Regions from separate parts of the Homo sapiens genome. Here regions 1 and 2 are each linked to region 3. The links are chromatin contacts, found by Hi-C or POLR2A ChIA-PET in ENCODE. All regions are on one chromosome and are shown on one strand. Each heading gives the region's core, a stretch centred on a gene start or an enhancer-like site at or near the end of the contact. The rest is flanking DNA. Distances are from core to core; before and after follow the strand shown.

Region 1 (4,814 bases), core at 600-3,099, 41 kb after region 3:
AGAAGGTAATGTTTAATCTCTTTTAAAAATTTCTTTCCCAATTCAAAGCAAACTATGAGTTCATAAATAAGCCATATGCTGATGTCTCTTCAGCAACTAAGTGGCAAACATCTAGAAGTTACTTGATATCCTACCACCAATGGGACACATGCGGGAATTGTTTTCTCCCTTAGACCAAGAGCACACATTGTTCATCCACTCTGATACCTATCATCCATCTCTGTCAGATACAAGAGATAACACAGTGTCAGTACTTGATGACTGGCAAGCAATTTCTTCTGAATAACCTTCTCCTACCCTGCAAAATATCCTTAGGAAGGGTCCCTGTGAACTCTCACAGTCACAGCTAAAGTATCCTAACATGTGGCCTTCAAGCTGATCAGGCTGCCTGGAGACAGCAGCAGTAGCATGGCTCACACAAAACACATCCAGCACAGCCAAAAAACATTTGCAGCTCAATACGGTGGCTCACACCTGTAATCCCAGTGCTTTGAGAGGCCAGGAGGATCACCTGAGCCCAGGAGTTTGAGGCTGCAGTGAGCTACAACTGCACCACTGCACTCCAGCCAGGGTGATAGAGCAAGACTTCTTAAAAAAAACAAAATGAAAAGCATTTCTATTTTTCGCAATCACCTACACACTGCTGACTCATGTTCAACAGCCTGTTCTTCTGTCATCCCAGTTTTCAACTGCTATGATCATTGATCTCTTAATCTCTAGTTTTTAAACTGGAGATTAATGATTGTTTCTTAGGTGACATTCTTCCTAGGAGATTACAGCGCACTCAAATGAGAGACTTCATAAACCCCAGCCAACATACAGTCAAACCCACCCCCCCTCGTCACCCACTGCTGCTGGTTTCTTTAGTGTCCTACTCAGCTCCATTCCACATTTCTCCTGGGCTTGACCTCATTTGCTTTCTTTTGCAGTGGCGCAATCTCGGCTCACTGCAACCTCCGCCTCCTGCGTTCAAGTGATTCTCCTGCCTCAGCCTCCTGAGTAGCTGGGATTACAGGCGCCCACCACCACGCCCGGCTAATTTTGTATTTTTAGTAGAGACAGGGTTTCACCATGTTGGTCAGGCTGGGTCTCGAACTTCTGACCTCAGGTGATCCTCCTGCCTCAGCCTCCCAAAGTGCTGGGATTATAGGTGTGAGCCACCATGCCTGGCAGACCCCACTTACTTTCTAGCTCACTGATGAGTTGATTATTGTGTAACTTGACAGCCCGGTGCTGTTCCACCTGATCTTCCAATTCAAATATGGTTTCTTTCATGTCTTTGATCTCTGCATCACTCTCTGATGCTTTTTCTTGCAGCTTTAGGCTGGTTCTGCTCAGCTGTTCGGCTTGGTGATCACATATCTCCTTCAGGTATGAATAATCCTTTTCCACCTAAAATAAAAGGAAGGTTCCTTGGTCAGTTAACAACAAAAAAATTCCCACAGTGATCTGTACACTAGAAGGCCAAGCCCCACCATGATGCAATATACCCATGTAACAAACCTGAACATGAACCTCTTCAATCTAAAATAAAACATTACGAAAAGCTCCCCACAAGTCAGCAGCAGGCTCACGGACATAGTAGCAAAGACGCCCTTGGCATGTGCTGTTTCTTGCATTCTTAGCCTCAGAAACAGCCAAGGCTGTGAATAGTCAGAGAAACACGATGTATGCTTCCAAATGGCTGGATTCTGTGCCCCCTCCTACAAGCAGGAGGGAATCTGCACGTACTTAAATATTCCTCTTTCCCACAGCTGGGGAGAGCAGTGCTTCCCTGGGAGAGCAGTGCTTCCCTGGGAGGCACTGGCCCTGCACCAAGAGAGCTGCCTGGTGTGGCCACCCCCACCGCACATCTGCTATGGAGCAGCGCCCTCTGCTGCTGAGCTGTGAACAACAACCCTGAAGCCAGGCTAATCTGCACACCCCCAGGTTCCCTTAGAGATAAGATACTTGGGGCTGCAATGCTTCTTTAGAGGAAACTCTAAAGATTCTCTATCACATTCATGCTCTATCACAGCAAAAATGTGATAGAGAATGTCGGCGGAAGGCACACAAAAACGTACATACACAGAAGCAGAAAAGTGGCACGGCACAATCGCTTCATCTGTTCAATTTTTTAATTGTTAAACATTTTAAATACACAGAAAAGCACCAAAAATAATAATCATGCACCAAACAGACTTAACAATGGTTAAATGTTGTCACATTTGCAAAATCTTTTTACTTTAATAAGAATTTTTTAAAACCTCAATCTTCCCTCCTACCTCAGAGAGTAATAAGCATTATCCTAAAATTGGTATGTGGTCAATCCTTGAATGGTTTTTCACTTTTACTATATATGCATGTGTCCATGACAATACATAGTATTGTCCTTTTACACAATGCTACACTATATTGTGCTTTTGCAGTGGATTATACTGTATCTGTATTATTCTGCATTTATAACATGGTAATATGCTTTGTCCTCTACAATACTATGCTTACTATGCTCCTGCATTTTAACTGTGTTTTTGAAATGTATCCACACTGATACACATCATGCTAAGTCATTACTTTAATTGGTGCATAGTATTCCACTGTTTGACTATATTATTTTATTATTACAAAAATGCTGCAATAAACATCATTGTCCCTTTTCTACAGTCCTTTAATTAACATTACTAAATAGCTGTATATTTACCAGGTAATCTGGCGCTGGGGGTGGGGTTTCTTTGTATGAAATGAAATTTTTTTCCAATTACATTTCATGTGCAAAACCTTCTGGCTATAAGCTCTATGGGAATAGGGACCTTGTCTGTTTAATTCACCATTGCACCCCTAGTATCTACACAGCATCACACACAGGAGGCATTTAATGAATATTTGATGAATGATTGAATGAACACTGGGAGGCAGCACTGCAGGATCATTCACTGGGAAATTGTGACAAAGGATAAGGAAAGGAGGAGAGACCTGGAGACAGAACAACATGGCCAAAAAGGATCCTCCAGCAATGGCTTCCCTGCAGGAACACCAAATGGAACTGCTATCCACGTAAGAAAGCATCTTCATAAGAACCAAAAATCAGATGAACGATCACAGTGCCTGGTTTTAACACATCATATCAAGGAAAGATGCACCGGAGAGGGGAGGAAAGACCGTCTTGACTCTCCAACATCCCCTCTCCCTCATCCCTTGGCAGCAACCACATGGTAGAGAGACAGCATCTGTGCACCCCGGGGGAGGGAAAGCACAATGATTGTGAGATTGCATTGGAATTTGGTGCTGTCCCATCACAGCAGAAAGCAACACAGGACAGAATTCAGCCAGCACCCATAAAAGGAGCATTTAGACCAGCCCTAGCCAGAGGGGAATCTTCCATTCCAGTGAGAATCTGAGTTCTGGCAAGCCCTACCTCTGTGGGCTAAAGCACTTTGGAGTCCTAAGTAAATCTGAAAGAGGCTAGGCCACAAGGGCTGCAATTTCTGGGCAAGTCCTGGTGCTGTGCTGGGCTCAGACAGTGGACTTGGAGTGCACATGACCCAGTGAGACACCACCTGGAGCAGCCAAGGGAGTGCTTGCACCACTCTTCCCCCAACCCCAGGCAGCACAGCTCACAGCTCTGGGCGGAGAGGGAAGAGTAAAGAGGACTTTGTCTTGCAACTTGGATACCAGCTCAGCCACAGTAAAATAAAGCACTAAGCAGATTCCTGAAGCCCCCATTCCGGGTCCTAGCTCCCAGATAACATTTCTAGACATAGCCTGGACCAGAAGGAAACCCACTGTCATGAAAGGAAGGACCCAGTCCTGGCAGCATTCATCACCTGCTGACCAAAGAGTCCTTGGGCTTTGATTAAACATCAGTGGTACCCACACAGTACTCATCATGGGCCACACACTGTACCGGCTTCAGGTGTGACCCAGTGCATTCCCAGCTGTGGTGGCCACAGGGAGAGATCCCTTCTGCTTGAGGAAAGCAGAGGGAAGAGTAAAGGGGACTTCATCTTGCAACTTGGGCACAGCTCAGCCACAGTAAAATAAAGCACCAAGCAGGCTCCTAAAGTCCCCCATCTAGGCCTTAGTTCCTGGACAGCATTTCTAGACCCACCGTGGACCTGAAGGGAGAGATCCAGACCTGCTGACTAAAGAGAACTTGGGCCCTGAATAAACATCAGTGGTGCTGCCACAGGCTTGGGGTGGCGGTGGCCACTGGCAGAGATCCCTTTGGCTTGAGAAAAGGAGAGGGAAGGGTAAAGGGCTTTGTCTTCCAACTTGGATACCAGCTCAGCCACAATAAAATAAAGAACCAAGCAGACTGCTAAAGCTGCTGACTCCAGGCCCCAGCTCCCAAGTAGCATTTCTAGACCCACTCTGGGCTAGAAGGGAACCCATCACCCTGAAGGGAAAGATACAAGCCTGGCTAGATTCCCCATCTGCTAATTAAACGGCCCTTGGGCCTTGAATAAACATCAGCAGTAGCCAGGCAATAGTCACCACAAGTTTTGACTGAGACCCAGTGCTGGGCTGGCTTCAGGTCTGACCCAGCACAGTCCCAGTAGTGGTAGCCACAGAAGTGCATCACCCCTGCTCCAACTCCAGGCAGCTCAGCATGAAGAGAGAGACTCTGTGTGTTTAGGGGAAAGTAAGGAAAAGGAACAAGAGACTCTGCCTCATAAACCGGGAAATTCTCCTAGATCTTATCTAGGATCACCAAGGTGATACCTCAATGAGTCTGCAAGAATCACAGCATTACTGGGCTTGTGGTGCCCCCTAATGCGGACACAGCTGCAGTGACCAAAGGCTTAGATCCTAACACTCAATTCCCTTTGAATATC
Region 2 (4,502 bases), core at 426-2,925, 61 kb after region 3:
ACAATCAGTATTAGTCCATTTAGGAGGTCTATGTTTTGCTTTTTCTACAGTAATGTAAAAGGGTAGGAAGATTAGTATGTTACAAGTCCACTGCAATTACAAATCAGTCTCTGTGCACATAAGACAGCACAAAATCACAAACCTAGGGTCTTGATAGATATACAAGAAACCCTATGTGATAGCATGCCCCCATCTTTACCTCAAACTCTCACCTAAAAATACTAGCTAGGACCTTTCCCTTCTTACTATCAGTATTTGATACTTCTAGTTAGCATGCAGTAAGATGTAGGATACATGAATAATAACAGTTTGATTTTAAACATATATGTTGTGCCTTGCACTCTACAGAAAATGCACACTTTCCTTTAAATTACATTTAGTTTATTCCAGAAGATTCCAGATTTTATTGCCTCTATTTACCAAAGCTATAACTTTAAATGCTTTCATTATCAACCAAGGATAAAAAAAAGTTAAATGAACAAAGAATTTTAGTCAAGAAACCAAAATGTACAAAAAATAAGACAAAAAAATTAATAAAGATAAAAGTAGAAACAAGTTAATCAGAAACAGATTAATAGTGGAATAGATAAACTAATCCAACTGATTCTTTGTAATGGAATGTGGACAGACATACTCTACTCTTCTGGATAGGAAGACAAAATATCATAATCATATCAATGCAAGTTTTTATGCATGCTCAAACATGTATAAACTGAGAAAAGGCCTGAAAGGACATACAGCAAAAGGTTAGCAGTTTTTCTCCAAGTGGTGAAATTAAAGGTAATACTTTTCTTTTTTATACTTTTCTGTACTTTTTAAATCGTCTGTAATAAAAATATTTTATGATCAGAAAAAAATAAGCTATTTTTAAGATGTCAAATTATTTCTCACTGATATGCACATTTAATGTAATGCCAAACTACCAAAAACACAGAGGGACTGATAAAGAACTTCAAGAAGGTGCACATGGGAGATAAAACATTTTGCCAGAGAGTAGTGAGTAATCTTAAAGTAAAAAAAGAATAATCTTACTCCACAAGATATTAAAACCCAATGCCAAGCCTGACTAGTAACCTCTAATGGAATTACTTCCGTACTTTCAATAAAATACCTACAAATTTAGAATACAGACAAAGAGAGAAACTCCTTAACATGACCCACCACTAAGCTCATCAGATGGCCAAATTGCAGAATCAGGCTGCAACAGACTCATCTTAAGACAGACGAAGCAGTGGAGAAAAATCTCCCTGAGAGCTCATGGCATAATTTGCTCCTTGAAACAATGACAACCCCTAAACTAAGGTAGGAAGATGTTTTGAATCTCTCTTGCCAGTAGATCCCTAAATCAGACCCAGAACTTGGAGGGAACAAGAAATAGGAGGCCATCTCTCTGCACCTCTCCAGCACTGCTCTGGGAGGTGGGCAGAATATCATAAAATCACCACAATTCTTGCATCAAAAACAAAATTACAGGCTGATTAAAGTGTTGAGAAAAGTTATTTGCTCTTGGGCTATGGAAGATCTTCCCAAGCAAAAAAGGTTAAAAAAATGAAATGATTAACAGATTTAAATGATATAACAATGTAATACCAAGTGCTGGCAAAGGCTCAGGAAAGCTCATGATCTCATGACCGCTAGGATGAATAAACTGGCATAATATTTCTGAAGGGCAATCTGGCTGAATGTGTTGAAAGTCTTTAAAATGTTTATACTCTTTGACTCGGTAAGTCATCGTCTAGGAATTTTTCCTAAATAAACAGTAAGATAGATATAAAAAAGTATTTATAATATTGAAAGACTGGAAAGACCACAAATGTTTGACAATACATGTATGTTCAACAACAGGGTAAATATGAAATATTTATATTAAAATAGTATCTGGCCTTTAAAATAATGTTTAAATGAATATTTAATGATAGGAATATGCTGAGAAAAGTTTTAATATTTCTAAAATGTCAAATGCAAAAAAAGTTAATAACATGTACAGGATGATTATAAATTTGTGTAACTTGTATGATACACATACACACACATATATCTGGAAGAAAACACCAAAATAGTGGTAATATTTTAGTTGAAAATTGGGAGTGATTTCATTTTCTGTTACTGGCAGCTAAAAGCATGCTGACAGACTGGCAAACTCCCACTCAATCTTCAGAACTCAGCTCAGTTGCTATTTCTTCCAGGAAGTCCTTCTGTGCTACGCCCAACCCCCACGTTACACCAGATGCCCCTCCTTTGCACTAGACTAGAGCCTGGGCATAGGCTGTATGATATTCTTTTATCACTGCATCATACTCTGATTTGACTCTACATCCCCACATTTTGAACCGCCCATAATCAGAAATTTGGGTGTTTCCTTTTTGTATCCCCCAATCCCAACCTGTGTGCAATCTAACAGGCCTTCAAGCTGGAATGCTGGCTTCGTGAATGAAACAGACTAAGCAAATGCTTCTCTGTGCTCTGTGAATTTAGAGGTTAAGGGCAGAAATGTGAACAAGGATGAGCAAATACCAGTAAAGAGCTGTCTCTTCTCACCTTGGCCAGCAGACTGGAAACATGTTTAATTTCACCGTTTGCCTTTAGTAATTCTTGTCTGAGCTCATTGCAAGACAGTTCCAGTAGATCTTTCTCTGCTCGGGCTACTTTCAACATTTCTTGAACTTCGCAGCTCTCTGCCGTCTGCTCCACAGCACTGGCCTCTGTGGCTTTCTGCTTCTCACCCTGCAAATGAGACTTCAAAGATCCATTCTCCATTTTTAGCCCTTCCAAGGTAACTCTACACTCTTCCAAAGTTTTGGCCATCATGTTATTATTATGCCGTTCCAGTTCTAGAAACTCATTCAGTTTTTCATTTTCTTCCTTCAGACGTTTAATCATTTCTAAAGCTCCTTGGTTTTCTTCCTCAACCTTCCGCAAGCTACAGGTCAACTGCTGCTGAATGTTGAGTAGCTTCTCTCTTTCAAAGCGGCCCTGTTCAAGAATACCTGTGCACTTCTGCTCCAGTTCAATAATTTTTCCTTCCTGAGTGGTGGGCTCTTCATTCTTTACTCGCTCTTGTAAAAGATTCATCAGCTTCTCATTTTCTTGACTTAGCTGCTCTGCCCTCTCTCGATGCTGATGAAAGGATGTCTCTAAAATCGTCTTTTCATCCACCAGCTTCTCATTTTCAGCTGTCAATTCCTGTACCATTTGTTGCTGGTCTGATAATTCTTGTAGAGTAGCCTGTAGTTCTTCTGCAGTGCTATGGTGGTTTTCTTCCATCTTTTGTATCTTCTCTGTGAGGGAAGCCAGGGACAATTCACTTACGCTGTTTGGGGAACTCCCAGCAGTAGAACACTTTGAACTCTTAAAGGGGTTACTGGTGGAGGACAGGGGCCTTGAGGGTGTCTCTGCTGTAATGTGCTCAAAGTCGGAAGCATCTGGCGACAAAGAAGCTTTGGTAACATCGCTACTTGAGGAGCCTGATGTCCGTAATGCATTTCCATGTATGTTTTTTTTATACTCATCAATGTCACTGGACATCTGATTTCCAGTTGGGCTTCCGAAGCTTGACTCTTGAGTTATGGATGTTGGGCAGCTGCTGTCGCCAGTGTGACTTGCTGCCCCTTCTGAATTTGGGGAGTGCTCAAGATAGATCAGTTTCTCCTTCAGGACCCGGTTTTCTTCCTCTAGATCGGAAAGCTCTTTCTGAAAGTTCTTGTTCTTCTCCTCAAGAGCTCTTATCATAGGTTCCGTGTCACCTGGGGAGACTGATGTTCCATCGACATTTGGGCCCAAAGCATCAGTCCCCTCAGCGTTCAGAGTCCTTTTCTCTTTGTATTTCTTTAGTTCACTTCGAAGCCTGTTAATTTCACTATCTTTTGCTTTGGCTTCTGCCAAAAGTTCCCGAACTTGGGACTCAAGCGCAGCCTTTTCTCCACCTTCATTCTCTTGCTTGGGCTTTGTGGAAGGGGTCCTCAGGTGTTTCGTAGGAGTGGGAGTGTTGGAAGAAGTTGGACTGGACACTGATTTCCTGGGGTTGGAGGGACCACGTGGCACAGACCTCTCTCTTGAGACAGTTACTGAAAATTCCCGTGGGGCTGGAATGCCTGTCCGTTTAGTTGTTGTAAAGGCCCCTTAAAGACAGAAGAAGAAAAAAATGAAAAAATAAAGCAAGCATTCTTATAAACAAAACCCAAATGACTGTAAATCACATGGCACAGTGGACAGTGGCTGTCGCTCTTCATCCATTTCCTCCTCCTCTAGCTAATTACCCAGTTCTGACTGTGGTTTCTGTGCTTCCTCCCCACAGCCCTATACTTTGGGTGAGGCTGACTCCAAGCCTGAGCTACTCAGGATGACCCCATCCCCAGCCAGTTGCTGGTTCACGCATGGGCACACAACTCAATTAAGATCAATGTGACAAAGGGAAGGTTTTCTGGGCAAGCTATTAAACACCACGGGACCAGAGTGAGAAAATGTGTAGGTGTGGGAATGGCTGGCAACCACCCTGCCCTTTC
Region 3 (4,420 bases), core at 1,860-4,359:
TCTTGTACACTGTATAGAGAAGTGTAAACTAAATAACCTTAATGAAGGCAATTTGAGAATATATATTAAAATGGAAAGTGTAACACACCCTTTTGCAAAAACAAATTCACTTCTAGGAACTTACTTTACAAAAATTTGGCACTATTTCACAACTATTTAGCATAAGCATAAAAATGCATGGTAAGTGATATTCATCATCATGGCACACTTTTTTTTTTTTTCCCCAGAGACAGGGTCTCTCTCTGTTGCCCAGGCTGGAGTGCAGTGGTGTGATCATAGCTCACGGAGGCCTTGAACTTCTGGGCTCAAGTAAGTCTCTGTCTTCAGCCTCCTGAATAGCTGGAATCACAGGTGTACACCATCGTAGCCGGCTAATGTTTTTTTTTTTTTTTTTTTTTTTTTTTTTTTTTTGGTAAAGACAGGGCCTTGCTATGTTGCCCAGGCTGGTGTTGAACTCCTGGTCTCAGCAGTCCTCCTGCCTTGGCCCCTCAAAGTGTCTGGATTACAGGCATGAGCTATCGTGTCTGTTCATAACACTGTTTTTTTTAAAAAAAATTAAGGTAAAATTAATGTATCACTTTCACCATTTTAAACCAGTTTAAAGTGTATAGTTCAGTGGCTTTTAGCACATTCCCAATGTTGTGCAACCATCACCACTACCTAGTTCCAGAACATTTTCATCACCCAACAGAAAACCCTGTACCCACTAAGCAGCCACTCCAGTCCCTATTGCCCTCTCTCCTCAGCCTCTGGCAACCGCTCATCTGCTTTCTGTTTCTGTGAATTTGCCTATTCTGGATATTTCTTATAAATGGACTCATACAAGATGTAGATTTTGCACCCAGCTCTTTCACCTGGCAACACGTCTTCAGGGAACATTCATACTGCAGCCTGTGTCAGTGCCTTACTCCTTTTTAAGGCTCAATAAAAAGCCCGTGTTCAATGATCAGGGGAAGGACCCACAGGACGCAGCATGGAGTCATGGCCACGGCTATTCACAGATTTATTACTGCGAAAGGACACAAAGCCAGATCAGCAAAGGGAAAAGGCACAGGGCAGGAAGTCCCGAGGAAACCAGGCACGTGCTTCCAAGAATTCTCTCCAGCAGTCACGGACATGTTTAATTCCCCTGGCAACAAGCCATGACAACACGTGTGAAATGCTGCCAACCGGCCGGGTGCAGGGGCTCACACCTGTAATCCCAGCACTTTGGGAGGCCGAAGCAGGCAGATCACCTGAGGTCGGGAGTTTGAGACCAGCTGGGTGTGGTGGCACATGCCTGTAATCCCAGCTACTCGGGAGACTGAGGCAGGAGAATCTTGAACCCGGGAGCGGAGGTTGTGGTGAGCCGAGATGGTGCCATTGCACTCCAGCCTGGGCAACAAGACTGAAACCCCATCTCAAGAAAAAATGCTGCCAACCAGGGAAGCTCACTAGGGACTCAGCATCCAGCCCCTTCTGCCCAGCACATACTACATTCCAGACTCCCCAAAGGAAAGCTGCTGTTCAGCACATACCATGTGTTTGCACAAACAGTTTCAGCACCGTGAGCCCCTCTCATCAGTTCTGGAAACAATGGGAACCCTCCTGTAATCCCAGTTCCCAGACGCCAGCCAAGGGCCAGCCTTGCAAGCAGCCTTGCTAAAGAGAGCCGTCCCAGGCCTACTGGGTTAAGTCTTTTTTGCACAGAGGCAAAAACATGGCTGCCAATAGCATCTGGGCTTTATATTTTAGAGTAATCTTTCTCAGTTTTATTTCCAAAATTCCCAAGGAATTGGGGATGTGCCCAGCTTAGACTTGTCAGGGCTGCTTCTTCGGTGTTTGTGCAGACTAAGGTGGGAGAACGTGTCCCTCCCCATCTGCTGTGCGAACAGTCTGACAGGTCTCTACACACTTTGATATTTTTGTTCAGAAAGCCACTTTTATTCCTTGAAGTTTCATACCTCTGGGCATGCACACACCACTGAGAGTGGGAGTGGGAGCGGGTGCCCCACAGCACACTGGCTCGTGAGAGAAAACCAACCAGAAACACGGCCACCAGGAGAGGACTGTGTCTCCCACAACATGGGAAAGCCTTGCATCTTTATTTTGCAAACAAACTCCACTGTTGTCACAGGTTGTAGGACAACACCTGTGCCACTGAAAATGTCTTCACAGACCACTGTGTCAGAAACGGTACAGAAGCAGAGAAAGTGGGTAGAAAAGGCCTCAATAGAGTGGAAGCCCACAGTGCCGCGCATCTGCTATTGAGACTCTATCATCTAAGTCAGGGAAAGGACCACTCTGATGGCAGTAAATAAATCAAAGGCTTTATGTTCTTTGAATTGTGCGTGTAGCCTTCAAGAGATCTGTCTCAAAAAAGAATATAAGAAACAGAGCCCCAAGTGACCTGATATTTTAGAGGCTGCTTGCTATTGGCTAAGCAGATTTTAGTGCTTGTTTGTGGGAACTCAGAGACAGAACAACAGAAGTTGCCTGCAACATGGGTGTTCTTTCCAGATTCAAAGCAAAATTCAGTGTGGACACACAAAGACTGATTTTTTTTTCTCCAAAAGAGAAGAAGATATAGGTCTGAGCTAACAGGTTAAAACCTGGTTCAAAGACGTCATCTGTCCCTTAATGATAGTGTAGGTGTCGCCTGCTATCTGAATTCTTGCCATACAATTTCAAAAGTGGAACAGATACAGATACATTTTCAAGTAAATCCCTATCTAAACTCTTCTTTCTTTTGATCTGAAATGCAAGAACCAAACAGGAATTCAAGTAACAGTAAATACCGGTATATATTTTCGTCTAAAAGATACTTGCAAGTATCTTCATGCCACCCATGGAGGTGAAGGGTAGCTGTGCCTCATCATGCCTCCTGGGAGGTAACAGAGGACTCAGGAGAGACTTAGAGCTGAATTCCACATGTTCATCAGAGTGACTTCCAGCCCAAGATCCCCCAGCTGAGGGAAAGCAGAAGGCAAAGCAAACTGAGCGTCCCTGGCCTGGCTGAGGTCTGAGGGCATCAGGACAGAGGAGGAGACAAAGGACCCGGTGGCACTACACACAACTTGCAGTTGTCAACCTCAAAACTCCAGAGCACCCACATGGCAATTTCTGGGCACGGCCAGGACCTCAGCACTAATGCTTTAGTGCTAGAAAGTCCCTGTTTCCTGCTGGCTGCCAGCCAGGGGGCCCTTCTTGGCTCCTTCTCACGTGCCCCCTCCCTCTTCAAACCACCAAGAACAATCAGAGTCCTTCTCATGCTTTGAATTTCCCCAACTTCTGCCACAAGCCAGAGACATCACTTGGCTTCTACAGGGGTTTGTGATTAGTGGGCATATCCAGACCATCTCCCTGTGTCATATAAAGAGGAGGACATTCTACCATGGAGAGTCATGGGGGTTATCTTCAGAATTCTTCCTGTCACACCTACCCTCCCGACTTTCTGTCCCTTCAGAATTCTTACTGGAAATTACAAATGGAAATCTCTCCATCGTAACAGAAAACTAGGAGCTTAAACTAGACTTTCAGATGAAAGAAAGGGAGGGGTAGGAGTTATCTGAGTCAGGCCTGCCCTTGGCTTGGAAAACAGCCAACACACATCAGGAGTATGAAATTTGAGGACTGAGAGTAATTTAGAGGGCCTTTCCAGGAGTGACTTATTCCAAAAAGACACCAGTGTGTATGAGTTGAGCAGAATGTGAGGAAGGGCCTCCTAGGAGCGCCATTTTGAGCTTAGTGAACTGGGCCTCACTTCGTAGTGAGGGCAAACTCACATCCTTTCACTGGGTCTCAATCCTGGGCCACTCGAGATGTCAGGCAGTTGGCCCGGAGCTCGGCAGGTGGGTCTGGCTGCGATGCTCACTTCCCAGTGCTGCTGACCTGGGTCGACCACCGTGTGTCACTTCAGCTTCTATTGGCACAGTAACGACAGTAATGACCTCCTTACTCTGACCCTCCACACCTAGGCCTTGGTGGGAAATAAAGCTTCATGCAGACACCAAAGCCCTTCAAGAGAGGGGAGCAAGTGCTCAAATGTCATCTCCCTGACCACTATGTATAAATTGTACCATTCACCCAACATTCCCAACCCTCCTTCCCTGCTTTATTTCTCTCCACGGCAATACAACCTTCAAATACCGTACATATGTTACCTTTTATTTCAGTTAACTGCCAGACCCCATGAGGATTTAAGTTCCATGAGAGCAGGGACTGTTGCCTGTTTCATTCACTGTGGAATCCCCAGGACCTACAATATATATATATATTTTTTGAGACGGAGTCTTGCTCTGTCGCCCAGGCTGGAGTGCAGTGGCGCTATCTCGGCTCACCGCAAGCTCCGCCTCCCGGGTTCACGCCATTCCCCTACCTCAGCCTCCCGAGCAGCTGGGACCACAGGTGCGTGCCACCACGCCCGGCTAATTTTTTGTAT

What was found. Hi-C counts contacts between places; a loop is a spot of excess contacts on that map. ChIA-PET counts read pairs that join two places held with the same protein, here RNA polymerase II (POLR2A). Pooled maps may share reads with other maps.
Region 1: a map of CD8-positive, alpha-beta T cell shows a loop between it and region 3 (5-fold over the local background). The contact joins two enhancer-like sites. A Hi-C loop is called at or near these places in 11 of 168 maps with a recorded cell type or tissue (CD4-positive, alpha-beta T cell, CD4-positive, alpha-beta memory T cell, CD8-positive, alpha-beta T cell and 6 more), 1 of 37 single-sample maps with no recorded cell type and 10 of 50 pooled maps. POLR2A ChIA-PET finds 5 or more read pairs at or near these places in 11 of 52 experiments (CD4-positive, alpha-beta T cell, CD8-positive, alpha-beta T cell, H1 and 7 more).
Region 2: a loop to region 3 is called in a map of heart left ventricle, with 3 times the contacts of the local background. The contact joins two enhancer-like sites. A Hi-C loop is called at or near these places in 1 of 168 maps with a recorded cell type or tissue (heart left ventricle) and 1 of 50 pooled maps. POLR2A ChIA-PET finds 5 or more read pairs at or near these places in 2 of 52 experiments (B cell and naive thymus-derived CD4-positive, alpha-beta T cell).

What each region holds. Positions count from the first base shown.
Region 1 is chr17:20,223,991-20,228,804 of GRCh38, reverse strand. SPECC1 (sperm antigen with calponin homology and coiled-coil domains 1) reads right to left here. Exons shown (of 15, transcript NM_001243439.2): 5 at 1,185-1,392. Among named protein-coding and RNA genes, the nearest start is that of FAM106B, 190 kb to the left of the region's middle. Within about 2 kb of position 1,849, at least 3 of the 41 ENCODE cell types and tissues checked have a DNase peak (open chromatin) inside an H3K27ac peak, as active enhancers do.
Region 2 is chr17:20,203,949-20,208,450 of GRCh38, reverse strand. SPECC1 (sperm antigen with calponin homology and coiled-coil domains 1) reads right to left here. Exons shown (of 15, transcript NM_001243439.2): 4 at 2,539-4,118. Among named protein-coding and RNA genes, the nearest start is that of SPECC1, 200 kb to the right of the region's middle. Within about 2 kb of position 1,675, at least 3 of the 41 ENCODE cell types and tissues checked have a DNase peak (open chromatin) inside an H3K27ac peak, as active enhancers do.
Region 3 is chr17:20,266,425-20,270,844 of GRCh38, reverse strand. The region is part of intron 12 of SPECC1 (sperm antigen with calponin homology and coiled-coil domains 1); the gene reads right to left. Among named protein-coding and RNA genes, the nearest start is that of FAM106B, 150 kb to the left of the region's middle. Within about 2 kb of position 3,109, at least 2 of the 41 ENCODE cell types and tissues checked have a DNase peak (open chromatin) inside an H3K27ac peak, as active enhancers do.